2 separate regions of the Homo sapiens genome follow, and region 2 is linked to region 1. Evidence: chromatin contacts called from ENCODE Hi-C or POLR2A ChIA-PET data. All regions are on one chromosome and are shown on one strand. Each heading gives the region's core, a stretch centred on a gene start or an enhancer-like site at or near the end of the contact. The rest is flanking DNA. Distances are from core to core; before and after follow the strand shown. Region 1 has its middle 33 kb from the start of LINC00856. Region 2 overlaps LINC00595 (long intergenic non-protein coding RNA 595).

The links. A loop is a pair of places that touch in the nucleus more often than their neighbours do. ChIA-PET counts read pairs that join two places held with the same protein, here RNA polymerase II (POLR2A). Pooled maps may share reads with other maps.
Region 2: a loop to region 1 is called in a map of Right ventricle myocardium inferior, with 2.6 times the contacts of the local background. The contact joins two enhancer-like sites. A Hi-C loop is called at or near these places in 3 of 168 maps with a recorded cell type or tissue (Caco-2, Right ventricle myocardium inferior and dorsolateral prefrontal cortex) and 10 of 50 pooled maps. POLR2A ChIA-PET finds 5 or more read pairs at or near these places in 2 of 52 experiments (PC-3 and SK-N-SH).

Annotation. Positions count from the first base shown.
Region 1 is chr10:78,212,775-78,217,984 of GRCh38, forward strand. No RefSeq gene overlaps it. Among named protein-coding and RNA genes, the nearest start is that of LINC00856, 33 kb to the right of the region's middle. RefSeq lists enhancers at 1-4,801, 3,138-3,638. Within about 2 kb of position 3,042, at least 13 of the 41 ENCODE cell types and tissues checked have a DNase peak (open chromatin) inside an H3K27ac peak, as active enhancers do.
Region 2 is chr10:78,275,612-78,280,821 of GRCh38, forward strand. It overlaps LINC00595 (long intergenic non-protein coding RNA 595), which reads left to right. Exons shown (of 3, transcript NR_073447.2): 2 at 3,788-3,883; 3 at 3,984-4,602. Among named protein-coding and RNA genes, the nearest start is that of LINC00595, 11 kb to the left of the region's middle. Within about 2 kb of position 2,485, at least 4 of the 41 ENCODE cell types and tissues checked have a DNase peak (open chromatin) inside an H3K27ac peak, as active enhancers do.

The DNA of each region.
Region 1 (5,210 bases), core at 1,792-4,291:
AGAGGAGATGGCAGCCCAGAGGGGCCGGTAGCCTGACCTGCGCCCCATCGTAAGTCATGGGCTGGCCACTGTCTGAGGGCTGTAAGCTGGGCTGATTCCGAGGCTGGGGCCCAGAGGCAGAGGCAGAGGCAGAGGGCAGCTCCCTGCCTCAGCTCCTTGCAGTCCTGACTCCACCCCTCCACCCCTCTTCTTTCCTCTTCCTCATCTCTTTGTGGCGACCTTCTGCCTTAGAGCTGAAAGTGGAAAGAGGGCCGCATCTGACTGGTTCTCTACTGCTGTGTAACAACCATACCAGAAGAGAGGGGCTTCGAGCAATGTCTTCTTCTTTTGCTCTGCTCTCTGGGTTGTCTGGGACTCACCTGGGTCTCTCATGTGGTGGCTAAGGCTGGCTTCTTGGGGTCTTTGCCTCTCTTCTTGCAGCATCTCATCCTCCAGGGCCTCTCCACGTGGCTTGGGCCTCTCCCAGCAGTGTGGGCTCAGGGTAGTGATTCTTTTTATGTAGCAGCTAGCTCCCAGGACACTGCCAGTGGAGGCTGTCAGGCTAGTTAAGGGCTAAGGCTTGGACTGGCACAAGGTCTCTTCCTCCTATTCTTTTGGAAAAAATCATCATGACCCACCCAAATTCAAGAGGGCAGAGAAATAGAACCCACTTCTTTATAGAGGAGGGGAAGGTCATATTGCCAAAAAGCCTGTGGGATGGGTGATGGTGTGGTGGGCATCTTTGGAAAGTGCAATCTGCTACACCATCTTAATGGCATTATAAGATGACAAGCAAATGCCAGTCTTAAGAATGTTTCTTCTCCACCATTTCATCCAGCCCTCCCAACAGCCATCTGCAGTGGGCCTGTCCTGGCTTCATCACCCCCTGTGTCACCCTGGGCAACTCCCTTCACTTCTCAGCACCTCAGTTTCCACGTGTTGAACAGGAGTGGTAATAGTTCCTGTTTCATTGAGTTGTCATAAAGCAAGAACTCAGCCCAGCACCTGGAGAGACCTCAAATGCGTTGTTACTATCATCGCCCTTCTCTTCCTTTCACAGATGAGGAAACTGAGTCTCAGAGAAGTCGAGGGACTGGCTCAGAGATGTACAGCATGGCATTGCTGGAGCCGGCCTGGAAGACAAGCAGTCTCCCTCCAATTGCACACTGTTTTCTCTGAGGCTCTGCATTGTTGGAGGAAGGGTCAGAGGGGCTGGAGAGGAAGAAACAATGCAAATATGAGGCAGCAGAAGGGAAATAGAGGTACTGGGGGCTTCCAGCCTCATGCTGCTTGCTCTCTCCTGAATCCATCGTTGGTCTTTCTGTCCTAATCCGACCACTCCATCGCCAGCCTCCATTCCTCTGAATGTTGATAGAAGAGCTCCGGACTCTTTCCAGCTTTCCAGACTTTTCCACTCACACAGACTCAAGGGTCCTCCCAACTGTCTTGTGAAAAGAGGCCATCCCATTCCACAGGAGGGGAAACTGAGGCTTGGAAAAGGCACATGGTCCCATGTAGCGTCACTGTGGCTCTTCGGACTCTTCCAGGTCCCTCTGCCTGTCCTGGGCCTGCCATTGTTCCACCTCCAGGTCTGCCCACTGCCTGCACCTCTCCTCCCCGTCTCACCTTGCCCTGCACTGCAGCTGCCACGACCTCCAGCAGCCCTTTAGACCAACGTCCTAAAGCGATAATGCCATGATGTTCCTGGCTTTTTCAAAACCCTTTTCCTAGAGTGTGTTAACCAGAATGGCAGTCCCACGAGGATCTCTGTGATGAAAGGGCTTCATGGTCAAATAGTTTGGGAAACGTGGCTTCCTTTGTCCCTTCCTTCTCAGTTTGCCAAATTTAATTATGCCACACCCCCATGCACCTTCTTTTGTTTCATGATATCATTATTTAATACCCCATTTTGGAATATTATCTAAGAAATGTGGCCTGAGGAATGAAGTTCAAATCTCTCCTCTTGGCGTCCAAAGGGCTTCACCATCAGATCTCAACCTTGTTTTCCACCGTGCCTCTCTTGGACATCCAGAGCCCTTGCCCTCCCCTCAGTAGTCCCTGGTGTCCACAAAATCCATGGTCTCACCCTCCCTGTTTTTGCTCAGACCTCTCAACTCCCGTCATGTATCTCAGAGCTCTGTTTCTCCAGGGACACCCCCAACCTCTCACCCCTTGGCGGTGCACTGACTGCTGCATCTCACTCAGCCATTGGTTGGGTGCAAAGTAAATTTTCTTTCCAGGCATGAACCTGAGTCCCAAACTCAACCCTAAGCTCTTTAAGGGTGCAAGTGTCATCTTGGGTTTCTGCGTCTCCTGACTTCCTCCCCAGGCCTGGTGCAGAAGCACTGGCAATGCGTCTTATGCTGGGCAGACGGTGCCCAGCAAAGTTGAATAGATATGTGGCAACAGGCTGGCTCAGCTGGAGTTTCACCCTCAGTAGGGAGGAACACATAACTCCTTCTTGCTGTGGTATGGGAGTCCCAGGGTCTCAGGACAGTAGAGGCCACTGGTCCACACATGTCTTCTATGTTCAGTTTGATCTGAATTTGAGATTAGCGATTCTCTTTCTCCTCTCCCTAGTGGGAGAACAACAGGAGCTGGGCTTTGGCTGTAGCAGCAGAGGTCCCAGTTAGACTCAAGGAATAACTTTCCAAGTAGCAGAGACTGTGGACCATTTGCCAGATTGGATTTCAGTGATTGGTTTTAGACTAAGAGGACTTTCTCTGTTGTCCTTAAGGATTTAGGGGTGACTGTGTTCTCCCAAGAGGTGGATAAGATGACCTCTTTTGGGCTTTTCTATCCCTGTAATTTCCAGAGCTGCCAGCTCTCTGGGTCCCTGGGGTCACAAAGGGAGGAAGAATTTCGACACAGGGAAGGAGGTGGGAGGAAAGGGGAGAGGGGTTTGTGTTGGGGGAACAGACCCCAACCTCTGCAGCTGGGGCATGTACTGCCCAGAGGAAGGAGGTTGGCGTGCCAAACCGCCCCAGTGGCTCTTGGAGCCTCTCTGGGGCTGCTCCCCCACTCACGCGCCACAGTTATTTTTAGCACTGGGATGTGCAGAACATGCTACAGAGAAACAGAGTGGAAAATCTGACACTCAGAGCCCCGCTTGGAGGGAGACACAGTTCTTCCAGCCGGGCGCCACTCACGTGTCTGATTTGCATCTTGCACGTTTCTCCAAGCAGCCCGACTACTTTGAATTCCAGCTGGCTCCCGGAGCTGACCCACAGCCTCCTGGACAGGGCCTGGGGTCCTTGCACTTGGCAGGTGGCGATGGCTCTGGTCAGGCTCCCCTTGCTTCTGCTGGCCATCAGAATTGTGACCTGCATACAAGCATGGGGCGCTACATAAAAAGCCCAGTGGTCGTCTCCTGGGTGTCCCAGACATCATGTGGAGAAGACAGGGCAGGTCTTAGGATTGTTGTTGGGTAGGGGAGGAAAGCCAGGCCCAGACAAGGCATCTAAGGACCTGAGGTCACACAGAGAGGGAATAACAGAGCTGGCCCTCAGGAGGGTCAGCCCCCTCTGTCCTTGGGGCATCCCACTGGGAATGCAATGTCTAGGAAGCCTAGAGTCGAAGTCCAAACCAGCTCAGGAGACAAGGAGGTTGTGTAGTGGATATTTAATTATAAATTACTTTATGTTTTTTCCCTTCTTATTACAAAAACAATGCATGCTCTTTGTAGAAAATTTAAAAATACAGATAAGCAAACAAGAAAATTAAAAACACCCATAATCCCAGCACTCAGAGATAAACCCTGTAAATATTTTGGTATGTTGCTGAATATACCACCAGGCTTTTCCTTTTTCTTCTGTAAAACATTTTCATTTATTTTTAATTACACCTGTAATATAGGAACACATTTTTTGTTAGAAAAATTCAAACAATACAGATCAAGCTAAAGTCGCCTCTCTCCCTCCCCAACCGAGCTTCCCTTTTCTGCAGAGGTAATCACAGTTCTAATTTGATGTATATCGTTCCTGATCTTTTTTTAAGTGTACACACACATTCATATCATATAGAGATATGTGGTTTTATTTTTAGTGTGTTTGGATGGGCTTTTTTCCCAACAGAAATGGTAGCATATTGCATGTGTTGTTCTACACTTTGATTTTGTCACCTATTAGTCTTGGGGTCCTCTCAGTGTCAGTGTTTAGAGCTCTAACTCATTTGCTCTAACGGCTGGGTAGAATTCCCTTGCATGCATACATCAGAGTTTATTTAGGCATTCCCTTGTGATAGACTTTTTGATTGCATCCACTGTGTGTGTGTGTGTGTGTGTGTGTGTGTGTGTGCGCGCGCGCACGTGTGTGATTGCAACACTGCCTTTCAGTGCTCTCATATGTGCCTCCTTGGGTGAGAAAGCTTCTCAAGGGTCAAAGCCGAGATGAGAAATGGCTAGTTACTCTCGTTTTATGCGCATTAAGAAAATGGGAGCACCTTGGATCAACTGCCGTAAGAATCTGCCTTCTCCACTTTTCTGTGCTAATATGAAGGCAGCTCTGACAGCATTTCCCAAACTGTGCTCAGGACAGCGCTGTGTGCTGGGAGACCCTGATAGGTCCACCTAGGGAGATAAAAAATCAGGGCAGGTGTACGGTTGAATACATTCAATGTACAGTCGAATAGATTCACTGAAATGCTCTTGGAAATTCACCAGTGCCCATTAGTATGTCAAGAGGTGTCCTGAAGTAAAGAAACAAGTTTGTCTTCATTTAGCCTGGCTGTGGAGGGCTGCGGTGTAGGAAACAGATTGCAGCAGACAGCGGCAGTGCCCGACCCACATCCCCTTTGCCCTGCCACTCAGTGCTCTTCTGGTCCCAATTCCACCTGCTGGCACCTGTGCTTTGTGCCTGTGTCTGGTTTCTCTTGCTGCAGGGACCTGTGGGGCTGCCCTGTGGCAGGCTGAGCATGCAGGGGACCCGGTGTTGTCTGTGTTCCAGCCCCAGCAGCCCTCAACCAATGATTGAAGGGATTGGTGTACAGAAGCCCCAGCTCCCTCACCTCTCGGGTGAGATAACTTTGAGGCAAGTGTTTTACATTGATCCCTGTGCTTCCCCAGAGGGATCAGGCTCCAGTTCCACTGTGGTAGCTGGCTTGAAAACATGCCCATTATTGGCTGCCCTCCTTCCTTGTCTCACTTCCCCACTCCTCCCCACTCATCTCTCCAAATTTGAATCTTCTTGCATTAGAGTCCTGGGTTTGCTCCGGAAAGAAGCTCAACTAAAACT
Region 2 (5,210 bases), core at 1,235-3,734, 62 kb after region 1:
AGATCGGTTCAAGAGCTCTAAGGAGGAAGAGCCCACAGGATTTGGATATAGGGAGAGGGAGCATCAAGACTGTTCTTAGGTCTCCCTTTTGAGTGTCTGGTTGGACGGTGGCGTCTTTAATTAAGATTGGAAACACAGAGGGATAAATGGACTTTGGGAGGAAGATGATTGCCTGTGAGACCCCCAGGTGGGTCTGGAGTTCAGGAGAGAGGTCTGGGGCAGATAGTGATCAAGATGGGAAGTCGGAGGTATAGAGGTGGAGACGGGCTCCTCTGGAGGGCTCAAGTCTTCCAGAGAGGAGTGGACAGGGCCTGGCATGGATCACTGGAAACTTTTCTCAATGCTCCACAGCCTCTATGTACAGTCCTCAAATTATATGCCAATTATGCACCAATTATATAACCCTTCTTGGTCAACCAGAGGAAAAGAAAGATAAAACTAAGAGAGTGTAGTAGAAATGGGGGAGGTTAAGGGTCATTTTTTTGCCTTCTCCTACTCATCCCAGCCACAGGGCCTTTGCACTTGTTGCATGAATTCCTGGACCACCCCTTCCCCAGATGTTGGTCTGGCTGGCTCCTCAGCCTTCAGGTCAAATGTCACCTTCCCTGATAGCCATCTGATTACCCTGTCCCAAACTGTGCTGCTCTCAGCTGTCCCAGCCACAGCAACTGATTTGACTTTCTTGTCTTCTTGTCCTACCTTCCTTCCTTCCTCCCTCCCTCCCTCACTTCCTCCCTTCCTTCCTTCCTTCCTTCCTTCCTTCCTTCCTTCCTTCCTTCCCTCCTTCCTTCCCTCTTTCTTTCCTTTCTTCCTCTCTCTCTCTCTCTCTCTCTCTTCTTATTTTAGAGACAGGATCTTGCTGTGTCGCCCAGGCTAGAGTGCCATGGCACAATCACAGCTCACTGGAGCCTTGAACTCCTGGGCTCAAGTGATCCTCTCAGCTCAGCCTCCTGAGTAGCTGGGACTATACGTGTGCACTACCACACCCAGCTAATTTTTTTTTTTTTTTTTGAGACAGGGTCTCACTCTGTTGCCCAGGCTGGTCTTGAGCTCTTGGGCTCAAACAGTCCTCCTGCCTTGGCCTCCCAAAATGCTGGGATTACAGTCCTGAGCTACCAAGTCCTTTGCTCATTCCTTTGTGGGTCTTTTTTCTGTTTCTCCTGACCATGTAAAACCCCTGAAGGCAGGGACCTTATCTGTGTATTGTTCACAGCTGCTTCTCCAGCACTGTCCTTGGCTTGAGTTATTCTCAATTCCCCTTCCCTTCTCCTCCAACAGGCATGCAGCAGCAACACATGTGTGTGGGCTCTAGCTCTTGTGCCTCTCCTGGGTCTGTTCCTGTCCCTCAGCCACTGCTGTCTGAACTGCATCCATGAGCAGGTCTTGCTTGGGTCACTTGTCTTTCCTCCCTCTGCTCTTCTATTGTATGATTCACATGGCAGCCAGGAGCCTCTGTCTAAAATGGAAATCTTCTCATGTGGTTCCCTTACCTACACTCTGCAAACGACATCTGAAAACAACTCCAAATGCCGTATGACCCTTTTCAGAGGCCATGATAGTCTAGCCCTTGCCTACCCTGCCAGTTTTCTCTCCTCCTTTGCCCTTCACTCTGCGTCAGACACATGGAGCTCTCAGCGTCTCCAGTGTGCTGCTCCTCCCTCTCACCTGGGTGCCTCTGCTCTGCCTGCCATAGCTTGTAGGAGCTCTCTAAATACTGAATGCACACATGACAAATCCAGGACAACAAAGGGAGAAAGGATACTCATTGGGACAGATTTGCCTCCTGTTTCTCTCCCTTTCCAGGGAAGCCTAGCAGAGCGTCTTACATTCTCACTGCAGGTCTCTCGTAAGCCCCAAACACTTTCCCTTGTCCTAGCATTTGATGCCTGAGTCCCTCAACCCAGTACCTTGAACTGCCTCCAGGGCCCCAGCCATCCCAGGCAGCCTTAATTAATTGTAAAATTGATTAAGCAGCCCCCTTTGTTAGGCTGGGCTGGTGTTTATTTGTATTTTCATACTATTATCCTTTTATACTTCTCTGGGCGCCTTCAGCTCTCTACTGACACCTTTTATTGGGGAAATGTTAATTTAAAAATCATCTATAATGCAGGTGTCACAAATCAAAGCTGTTCGGTAATGAGTTGCTCTTATGTCGTATAAAAACAATTAATTAAAACCCTTTCTGAGAGAGCCGTGCCAGCAGATTTATGTTTCCCAGTGTCTCCCCCTCGACCTTCCTTTCTAAGGACCCTCATGCACTCAGCTGGCTTCTATGGGGGTATGGTTTCCTCCCACCTCTCCCCAGGAAATAGAATTCCAGCCCGGTGGAGTGGAGAAGGCTCCAGGAGGGCGTCGGGCCCAACCACCTTGCGTTATGGAGCACAGAGAGGGATTCTGCTGTGGTCACATAGCACCTAAGTGGTTGCAGCAGCCTCAGAACAGGCTGTCCTGCCTGAGTCGTTCCTCGTGATCACTGCTGGCGTTTCTCCTGCTGGCCTTCATGGCAAGGCTGATGGCCAGGGCACACAGGAGCAACGGCACTGCTGGTCTAGCAAGTACCACTCTCTGGCCTGCTCCACAGCCCGGCCACAGCAAGGGAGGTGAGTCATTCTCCGCTGACAGATGCAGTCACTCCACAGATGCTTTCCATCTTTGCTAATTAATTCTGCACTTAAGATAATCCAAGGGCTCTAAGTTCTGGTCTTGCCTCTACTCCTGACCCATCCTGTAACCTTGGGTAAATCACTTCCCCTTGGTTGGGCCTCAGCTTCTCTCTCTACAAAATGGGTATATTGATTGAAACCAGGGGTTGCAAATTCAAATACTCATAGGTACCATCAATGAATAAGGCAGTCCCGGCGGGACCTGGGAAAAACCATAGAGGAGCATGCCCTATCTGAAGGAGACCACCTCTATCCCTTTCAGATGCTTGTGGCCATAAGAAAAAGCAGGCCTGGCGTTGCTCTTTGCAGAGAAACTGGAAATCCAGCTTGGGGTTTCAAAATGTTGATGAGCGGGCCAGACCTTGCTCAATTTGTCCTCAGAGCCCCTTCTTCCACATCCCCTGTTCTGCTCTCAGGGGCTGGCCATGTCTCTCTGTGACCTACTGAGGTTCCAGGGTGGCTGGGTCATCCTGGCTCCTGGGCTTCGTCACCAGCACCTCCTTCCTCCCTCCTTACCTCCCTAGGGTCTAGAGCTGGTGCTGGTCTCTGGGTTGCCTTGCTGGTTTCTCCTCACCTGTGTCTCCAGTCCTCATGTTAAATTCCCTCTGTTTTAAATACCTCCCATGGTTTATGGGTTCCTGGTTGGATCCTGACTGATACATTTCATAATTTTATTAACAGACATTATTATTAATGAACACAATGAAGAGCAAAAATCTTGTCCGTGGGTGGCTGGATAGGGTATGAAGATTCCAGGTTATAATTTGGTTCAGGGTAGACCTGGGAAATCAGACGGTATCAGTCACTGTAGAAGCTTCCAGTCTTATATACTCTCCAGGGCATCTGCATCTGGCCCTTCTGCCTCCACTAAAAAGTGACCTCTCATTCTCCATTGCTGGGACTTCTTCTGGCCCTGCCCTGCTCACCCTCTCCCTGGTTGGTGGTTCTTTTTTTGAGACTAGGCCTTGCTTTCTCACCCCAGGCTGGAGTGTAGTGACGTGATCACAGCTCCTTGCAGCCTCGACCTCCTGGGCTCAAGTGATCTTCCCACCTCAGCCTTCCAAGTAGCTGGGACCACAGGCACACCACAATGCCTGGCTAATTTTTTTTTTGTATTTTTATAGAGATAAGATCTCACTATATTGCCCTGGCTGGTCTCAAACTCCCGTGTTCAAGTCATCTGCCTGCCTCGACCTCCTAAAGGGCAAGCGGGATTACAGGTGTGAGCCATTGTGCCTGGCCTGGTGACTTCTTTTATGAAGGGGGATTGGGTGGGCTCCATGCAGGCAAATGACTCTCTCCCTCCCCTGACCTCTCCAGCCTTCTCCACAGCCCAGCCACAGTGAGGGAGTCATCAGCACTGGAACCCGGGGTCCACGGCCTTGGAGGATCCGGACCCTCCGCATTTGAGGAACTTGGCCTTCAGTCAGGGAGCCAAGAAGTCCCTGCCAATCAAGGAGGGGGTGTGGGCTGGTGGGGGGGGGGCAGCCTTGGGGCACGGGAGCTGATAGACCAGACTCAAGAGTTCTACTCCTGACTTCTAGATTGTTCCACCTCCATATGGAATATGTTCCTTCCATCTAACACTGTGTGATTTGGGGACCATCCAACTCAAATGAAAGAAGCCAAGCCATGCAGCGAGCCACCCCCTCCCCAATGTGGGGTACCCCCTGCCCCCGCCCAGCTCCCCTGCCCTCCCAGCTGAGGGGGGATCGCCGCCTGGTGATCTCAGCCTCCCCTCCAAGTGGGCTGTGAAGTGTCTAATCCAGGCTTTCATCTGGCATCCACAATTATAATGTCAAGATTGAATAATCTGCCTTTATCTCCCGGGTGACAGCCATGTAGAAACTTCAAAAGAAACAGTTTTGCTGGCATCTAACGGCTTTTGTTAATTACTATATCCCAAAGAAAATGAAATAAAGGAGGGAGAAAAATGATATTTCTCTGTGACAACTTTGTAAAAATATCAGTGATGAAGTGGTGCGGTTTAAGGGCTTTAAGTATTCATGCGGCTGAGATGGGGCCTCTACCCTCCCGCTGGGAAGCTTAAGCGTGCCCGAGGGTGCATGCACACACACACTCACACACTCACACATGCACACACGCACTCGGATCTGCTCCCAGACCCCTTCAAACACCATACATGTGGTTATGGGCACTCATCTTCATAACCCTCTCACAAAGTCCTGTGCTACACACACGCACACACACACACACTCATACGAGTAGAGTACTCCTTCCTTCATTGGATGGTTCAGAACCCTTCCTATGACCCCAGTTGCTGCTAGGGACACAGGCTTGAAAGAGGGTCCTTTCAGGGTAGCGGGACAGCGAGGAAGACACACAGGCAGACAGTAGCTCGTTTTCTGTTTTCTCTTGTGTCACACTGCACAGGTGTCATGTGCCATGTGGGCACCTAAGAACCATGTGATGGAGGGAGCAAAAGCACAGGCTGTGGGCCGGGCTGCCTGGATTTGAATCCTGGGGATATCTTGCTGTAGCTGTGTGACCTCGGGCAAGTCATTCAACTTCTCTGTGCTGGAATGT